Regions from separate parts of the Homo sapiens genome. Here all the other regions are linked to region 1. A link is an interaction called in ENCODE POLR2A ChIA-PET data of the cell type or tissue named here. Cell type or tissue: OCI-LY7. All regions are shown on one strand.

The links. ChIA-PET counts read pairs that join two places held together with the same protein. Peaks named below come from ENCODE experiments on the same cell type or tissue, not always from the same donor. Only the 100,000 strongest peaks of a DNase experiment are listed, where the experiment ranks them.
Region 2: POLR2A ChIA-PET joins it to region 1 with 11 read pairs; 9 of 35 experiments call an interaction of 5 or more read pairs at or near these places.
Region 3: POLR2A ChIA-PET joins it to region 1 with 10 read pairs; 16 of 35 experiments call an interaction of 5 or more read pairs at or near these places.

Annotation. Positions count from the first base shown.
Region 1 is chr1:40,151,801-40,154,300 of GRCh38, forward strand. The region is part of intron 2 of LOC105378671 (a long non-coding RNA gene); the gene reads right to left. Among named protein-coding and RNA genes, the nearest start is that of RLF, 8.3 kb to the right of the region's middle. RefSeq lists an enhancer at 1,655-1,714 and a silencer at 1,915-2,054. In OCI-LY7, CTCF peaks have their summits at 1,401 and 1,600; DNase peaks (open chromatin) are centred at 1,411 and 1,761; H3K4me3 peaks cover 1,623 bases; H3K27ac peaks cover 1,767 bases.
Region 2 is chr1:40,231,272-40,233,771 of GRCh38, forward strand. RLF (RLF zinc finger) reads left to right here. Exons shown (of 8, transcript NM_012421.4): 7 at 246-387. Among named protein-coding and RNA genes, the nearest start is that of TMCO2, 15 kb to the right of the region's middle. In OCI-LY7, no CTCF peak of the experiment used is centred here; a DNase peak (open chromatin) is centred at 1,320; H3K4me3 peaks cover 805 bases; H3K27ac peaks cover 2,458 bases.
Region 3 is chr1:40,253,598-40,256,097 of GRCh38, forward strand. No RefSeq gene overlaps it. Among named protein-coding and RNA genes, the nearest start is that of ZMPSTE24, 3.4 kb to the right of the region's middle. In OCI-LY7, no CTCF peak of the experiment used is centred here; no DNase peak of the experiment used is centred here.

The DNA of each region.
Region 1 (2,500 bases):
ATTGAAAATAAGTCACACAACCAGAATCAGACCACTAAGTTATACTTTCCTTCTGTTGTTCATAATTAGGCTTTGGCTTCTTTCGGCTTATGAATTAAACATTTCCCCTCTCTGTGGGGCATGACTCTCTAGGAATGAGACTTCCTAGTGATGTGAGATATAACTACTCTCTAACAAATGCTTCTTCCGTAATGCTTTCTTCAAAGATCTTGAAGAAAAGGGGAAAATGTGAAAGAAAAGGAATAGTCTGTCTATTTGGGGCTTCTAAAAGCTTAGGTTTTGTGGAAGATTGACTTTGGAGACCAAGTCACAGAGCATGACCTCTTAATCTTGACTTTTTATTATAGATTAATTTCCTTTCTTATTTTCTTGTACCTGACTCAGATGGTACCTGAGATACAAGACTCCTTGACTGAGTCTATATAAGTCTCCTTGACTGATTCTTGACTGAGATATAAGACTCCTTAGGCCGGGCGCGTGGCTCATGCCTGTAATGTTGGTCAGGCTGGTCTCGAGCTCCTGACCTCAAGTGATCCACCCACCTTGGCCTTGCAAAGGTCTGGGATTATAGGCATGAGCCACCAAGCTCCGCCTTTAGCTTTACTTTTTGATGTTAACATGTGAACTAGTTAGTATAAATTAGAAAAAAAACAACAGGATCATAAGCTTGAATATTCCATTCAAATTGTCTGGTAAAATGAGTAGGGTCCAGGTGAGAGTCAGGGAATTCTTTAACTATGCCTTTAGATTTCACCTTGGTTCATAAACCAAGGTAGGTTCTCCCCTACCAGACACCAGCTACTCACAAAATGGAGCCAGAACAATGGGAGTAGAAGTGGGAGGAGGAAGAAAAAGTAGTTGAGATAATGAAGGATAAAGAGAAGGAGGAGTTGAGGAGGAGAAATTTCAGCAGCTTTTTTATTTCAGAAATTGTTTCAGAGAATCTTTTGTTTTCTTTCTGTAAAGAAAGAACTTTATCAAAACCTCTTTTGGAAGCCTCTAAATGCCATTGAAAATAACTTTTCCAATTGCTCTGTTTTATTTTAGAGCCAGCTTATTCTAATTGAGCATATAAGTAAACTAGATTAGGCATTTCAAAGGCACACCATTTTGGCCATTATAATTTGGAGTCATTGTGAGTTATTCACGAGCAGTTTTCTAAATACTTACCTGAAAAGGCATCATGTCATATGTGTTAACTATAAATCCAGCTGGAGTTTCTAATAGTGGGTCTCTCTTAAGGAGGAAGGTTCAGTTTTAGATGCACAGTTGCCCATAGTGCATCAAAAGACTTAGGGAAAGTTGTTTTGAGATCAAGAAAGTTGTTTTGAGATCCCTAAGACCAAAAGACTTAGTGAAAGTTGTTTTGAGATCGAGTGTGCTGCTTGCGAAAATAGCTCCTCAAGGTGTCACTCTTGAGTCAGTTCTTCTCACATACAAATCTCAATGATACCAACAAACTTGGATGCTTAAGATACAGGGTAATCAATCCTTTATGTGTGCTCACCAGATTAAGCAAGGTTTCCTTTAAATTCTACTTAAGGGATTTCCTGTGAGACTGTTACTTATCAGGAGTGATTAACTCAGATACTCACACTAGACCTTAGTTGCTTAAGGTGACTTTTAGCTGGGAGAAACAGTGTCTATTATCTTCAGGACTTATTTCATCCTTATACAGAGTATTTCATAATTTTGGTCACTCAAGAAGCAAGCTTGAATTTGTCAATTGAACCAAGCCTCAGAACCTGGCTAGCTTTAAATATTATAACATTTTTGCTTAAACCACAAAGATTTACTTCCTCTTTTTAAAAATAAACTGTTTTTCACCTTATCAACATTTTGAATGAGAGAAAAAGTTGTAAAAACTCTAAGGAGTAATTCAAAACAAAAACCTTAACCTCACAGAAAAGTGAAAGTCACAATTTTTTTTTTTTTTGAGACATAGTCTTGCTCTGTCACCCAGGCTGGAATACAGTAGTGTGATCTCGGCTCACTGCAACCTCTGCCTCTTGGGTTTAAGTGATTCTCCTGCTTCAGCCTCCTGAGTAGCTGGCACTACAGGCATGTGCCACCACGCCCAGTTAATTTTTGTGTTTTTAGTAGAAACGGGGTTTCACCATGTTGGCCAGGCTGGTCTCGAACTCCCAACCTCAAGTGATCCACCCACCTCGGCCTCCCAAAGTGCTGAGATTACAGGTGTGAGCCACTGCACCCGACTGAAAGTCACAAATCTATGATCAGCAGAATCTCTACAGAATAACAAATGAAACTCCTATCTTGCAGCAGAGCTTTAATTCTTACTTCCTCCAGTTAGAAGTGTATAGCTGGAATAAAGTCTGAATCCTCATCAAAGCCAAGAGGACTACAACCTGAGAGGAGCCTTACCAGGGATCCCCATTAGTTCTTTTGAGGGTGGATGAACAAAAGTTGTTCATGCTGGTACCAAGATTTTGGCTGTTAGTGAAATGACAGGAATCACTGGAATGAAGGTTTGCCTTAG
Region 2 (2,500 bases), 79 kb after region 1:
AGGAGGTAGTGTTTTGTTTTTATTTTTCCCCCTAAACACAAGAGAGAAGTCAGGGAATTGTTACGGAGGATTCTTAACAATTTTATCAGTTTGGGAGAAAGCAGTGGTGAATATAGACAGCTTTTAATCTAGTTTTTGTTTTCTCTACTGTCAGCTTTCTACAGATCAAAAAATTGGGTTGCCGGGGGCAGGGCAGCAAATACCAGTTACTTTAAATGTTTTACCATGATCTTCTTTTTTTATAGGGAACTGACTCTTTTTTGGAGTAAACTGCAAAGAAGAATTGACCCTTCTTTAGATACTTTTTTGGAGCGCTGTCGTCAGTTTGGTGTCATAGCTAAAACGCAGCAGCATTTATTTTGCCTCATTAGAGTTATACAAACTGAAGTGAGTACTTTATGCCTTCTCTGCTAACTGTAGCTGGAGGAAAGAAATGAGTGGGAAGATAACTTCTCAGGAAATTCCCTTTAAAGGAAGATAAGAAATAATGAGTTTTAATAAGATTAATGGAATTGACCACATCTGACTGTTTCTCCAGATTGACTTCCTATAATTAATCAGAAACAAATTGATGGTCAAACAAGTTAGGTGATATTTATTTCTAATTACTGTGAATGAAGTTGTGTCTCCTGTCACGTTAAGAACATTTTAAGAGGCCAGGCACGGTGGCTCAAGCCTGTAATCCCAGCACTTTGGGAGGCCAAGGCGGGTGGATTACTTGAGCTCAGGAGTTCGAGACCAGCCTGGCCAACCTGGTGAAACCCCGTCTCTACTAAAAATACAAAAATTAGCCGGGCATGGTGGCGGGCGCCTGTAATCCCAGCTACTTTGGAGGCTGAGGCAGGAGAATCGCTTGAACAGGGAAGGCGGAGGTTGTGGTGAGCCAAGATTGCACTGCTGCACTCCAGCCTAGGTGACAGAGTGAGACTTGGTCTTTTTTTTTTTAAAAAAAAAAAAAAGAACATTTCAAGGTAACTATAGAACTTGCCTGTTTAAACAATTACTTTATAATTGGCCATTAGAACATTTTGTTTTGTTTAAATCTTTAATAAAGGTACTAATTTTCTATTGTTGAATAACATCACAAAAATTAATACTTAAAACAATGTCCGTTTTTATCAGTTCAGTTTTGTAAATCAGAAATCCAGCACAATGTGGCAGGATTCTCTTCTAAGATTATCATATTGGCTAAAATGTAGTTTGCCAGGCTAAGTTCTATCAGAGGCTCTGTGGAAAATCCACTTCAAAGCTTATTCTTATCGACAGGTTTCAGTTCCTGTGGTTGTAGGACTAAGGTTTCTGTTTTCTGGCTGGCTGCCAATCAGGGTCTGTTCTCAGGTGCTAGAAGCTACACTCAGTCTTTACCTCTGTTTTCAAGCAGCAAGGGTGCAACAAGTTGGTGCTTGAAACCTGACATCCTCCATCTCTGACTTTAGTTTTCAGTTTTTGGTTGAGACAGGTCTCGCTCTGTCACCCAGGCTGTAGTGCAGTGGTGCGATCATAGCTCATTACAGCTTCAAACTCCTTGGCTCAAGCAATCCTCCCGTCTCAGCCTCCAGAGTAGCTGAGATTGCAGGCGTGTGCCACTATACCTGGCTTTTTCTTTTTTGGCGGGGAGCAGTGGTAGATACAGGGTCTTGCTTTGTTGCCCAGACTGGTTCTGAACTCCTGGCCTCAAGCAATTCTCCCACCTCAGCCTTCCAAAGTGCTGGGATTATAGGTGTAAGCTGCCCCACCTGCTTGAACTTGGGAGGCAGAGGTGGCAGTGAGCCGAGATCACACCATTGCACTCCAGCCTGGGCGACAGAGTGAGACTCTGTCTCAAAAAAAAAAAAAAAAGCAAAGATTGAATGACTTGGCTATATCCTATGTGCGCTTGCAACAGTATGCCAAGTCACTCTTGATCCCTCACCTTCCTAGTTTAAGACCCACCAATTTCTTCAAAATTCAGCTCCACATTGCATATCCTGATTCACATTTATTCACTACTCCTTTCAGTAACTTTTTGGCATATCTGTTCAGAATATATAATAGTATTTCTGGTTACTTTTCTTTGAAAAATGTTGTTAGTGATTTTTCAAATGTTACCATCCCAGCCAGATTAGGCTGTTTAAGAAAGAATGGCCATTCTTTGCTGTCCACCTCACAGTCTTCCAAAAGGAGTTAGTAACTTGTTGAGAAACTGAATTATTTTAAAATTTAGCTGACTTTCCCCAAGTCCTCTCTGCTCTTACTTACAAATGATAAACTTCTATCACATCATCCTAATAAGTCAAGAGACCCATGGTCTAGTCCTGTGGAGCCACTAAAGCAACATGGCCTGTTTTACTTGGACTACATTCCAAATGAGAGGGAGAAACTTCTATATTCTTTAGGCCACTACTGTTGTGGGAAGTCTGCCACTCACAACAGAACCAGATCCTAGCTGATACAGGCTAGGTAATGCCTCTCTTTCAAAAAAGCTAGAGTCTCAGCTCGTCTGAAAGGTAGGGAGTTATCT
Region 3 (2,500 bases), 100 kb after region 1:
TTATAGGCGCCCGCCACCATGCCTGGCTAACTTTTTGTATTTTTAGTAGAGATGGGGTTTCACCATGTTGGCCCGGCTGGTCTGGAACTCCGGACCTCAGGTGATCCACCCGCCTTGGGCTGCCGGAGTGCTGGGATTACAGGCATGAGCCACTGCGCCCGGCCCAGAAGGATATATATATATGTATATTTTTTGAGACGGAGTCTCGCTCTGTTACCCAGGCTGGAGTGCAGTGGCGCAATCTTGTCTCGCTGCAACTTCAGCCTCCCGGGTTCATGCCATTCTCCTGCCTCAGCCTCCCAAGTAGCTGGGACTACAGGCACCCGCCACCACGCCTGGCTAATTTTTTGTATTTTTAGTAGAGACAGGGTTTCACCGTGTTAGCCAGGATGGTCTCGATCTCCTGACCTCATGATCCACCCGCCTCGGCCTCCCAAAGTGCTGGAATTACAGCCGTGAGCCACCGCGCCCGGCCAAAAAAGAAGAGTTTTGAAGAGTAGACTGATGTCAGGTAATGAAGGACCTCGAAGGTCATACCATATATACCATATATAGGTTGGGCTTTATACTATCATAAATGGACCATTACAGGGTTTTTGTTTTTGTTCTTTTTTAACAGGGAGTAACACAGAATTAGTAGCCTATATGAGAGACAGAACGTATGAGCTAGAAAGTAGAATGAGCTAGATGCAAAAGAAATAACAGCTGCTCTTGTAAGGGTACCCAGGCTGGAGTGCAGTGGTGTGATCTCCGCTCACTGCAACCTCCGCCTTCCGGGTTCAAGCGATTCTCCTGCCTCAGCCTCCAGATTATACGCGTCCACCACCATGCCTGGTTTTTTGTCTTTTGTTTTTTTTTTTGTATTTTTAGTAGAGATGGGGTTTCGCCATGTTGGCCAGGCTGGTTTCAAACTCCTGGCCTCAAGTGATCCACCCACCTCGGCCTCCCAAAATGCTAGGATTACGGGCGTAAGCCACTGCGCCCAGCCAAGGGGGATCATTCTTTTCTTGAGGCCAGAGCACTTATGGCCAGAGTTTCAATTAAGGGACCTTGAATGCTTGGTAAGCAGAGAATCAAGGCAAGATAGGGAAAAAGCTTGAGAGCAACTCTATGATTTAGGTTAGACAGGGTAGATGGACTACCCTACAGCAATGTCTATCACTCTAGGGATAATAATCTTTATCTTTCAAATTCAGTCATTTTATTTATTTTTATAGAGATGAAGTCTCACTGTGTTGCCTAGGCTGGTCTCGAACTCCTGCACTCAAGCAATTATCCCACCTTGGCCTCCCAAAGAACTGAGATTACAGGTGTGAGCCAGCACACCCTGCCAGTCTTTCTCCTTTAGCAAAATCCTGCCAACAGCCTGTTTTGAGGTTCCCATTTTTAGACTCCACACAGGCCAGCCCTTCTATTAGTACTGTCTTTCTGAAAAGAGAAACAAGTGATTATTCACTTTCCATAATTCACTAGTTCTCCACTGCCACCACATTAGTCTGCACTACCATCTCTCACCTGGATTCTTTTTTCTTTTTTTCTGATATCCTTGGCAACTGCTAAATCACCTGGATTCTTGAAATGGCCTCCTAACTGCACTCCCTCCTTCCATTCCCCATTAAATTTATTCTCCACGTTGTAATGAGAAGGATTGTCTGCTCAAAACTCTGCAATGCTCTGCTCAAAATCCTGCAATGGCTTATTCTTTCATTCTAAGTAAAAGTCTTTTAACTAAAAGACTGCATGATGGCATGGATCTGCACTCCCCCTCTTCCTTACTCTTTCCACAGCCTCTTGCCATTCCTCAGATATGATAAGCATTGGCCAATCTCAGGGCCTTTGCACTTGCTCTTCACTCTGACTGGCAATTTCCTCAGATATCCACACAGCTTGTTCTCTTACTTTTTTTGGGGGACTCAAATGCCAGTTAATCTGAGAAGGCTTCCTTGACCAACTTATGTAAAGCAGCATCCCTCACACCAACATGCTGTATTGCCTTTTTGCTGCTTTTTCTTCATAGCACTTATCACCACTTCCACTTTTACTATTAAATATTTGCTTATTATTTATCAAACACTGCATCCACCCCAGCTAAGAATGTAAGCTCCAGGAGAGGGGCTTTGGTTCACTGCTATATCCCTGGCACCTGGAAATGCGTCTGGCATTTCGCAGACATTCAGTATTTATTGAATGAATGAATTCCAGTCAGTCTTGGCTTTTTGACACCTCGGCCTCCTACTCTCCTATCTCTTCAGACACATGGTGACAGATCAATGCTATGATGCCCCTCTCCCAAGCAGTAGCTAACCTTTATTGGGCACTCAGGGCCATCTACATTGCTAGGAGCTTTACATGAATTTTCTCATTTGATCCTAACAGTATGAGAAAGTAAGTACATACTATGTTATTCTCATTTTACTGATGAGGATCTGATGCACAGATTAAAGAACGTGCTAATACATGGTGCGGCCGTGGCTGGCAATCAAGCAGCTTGACTCTAAAC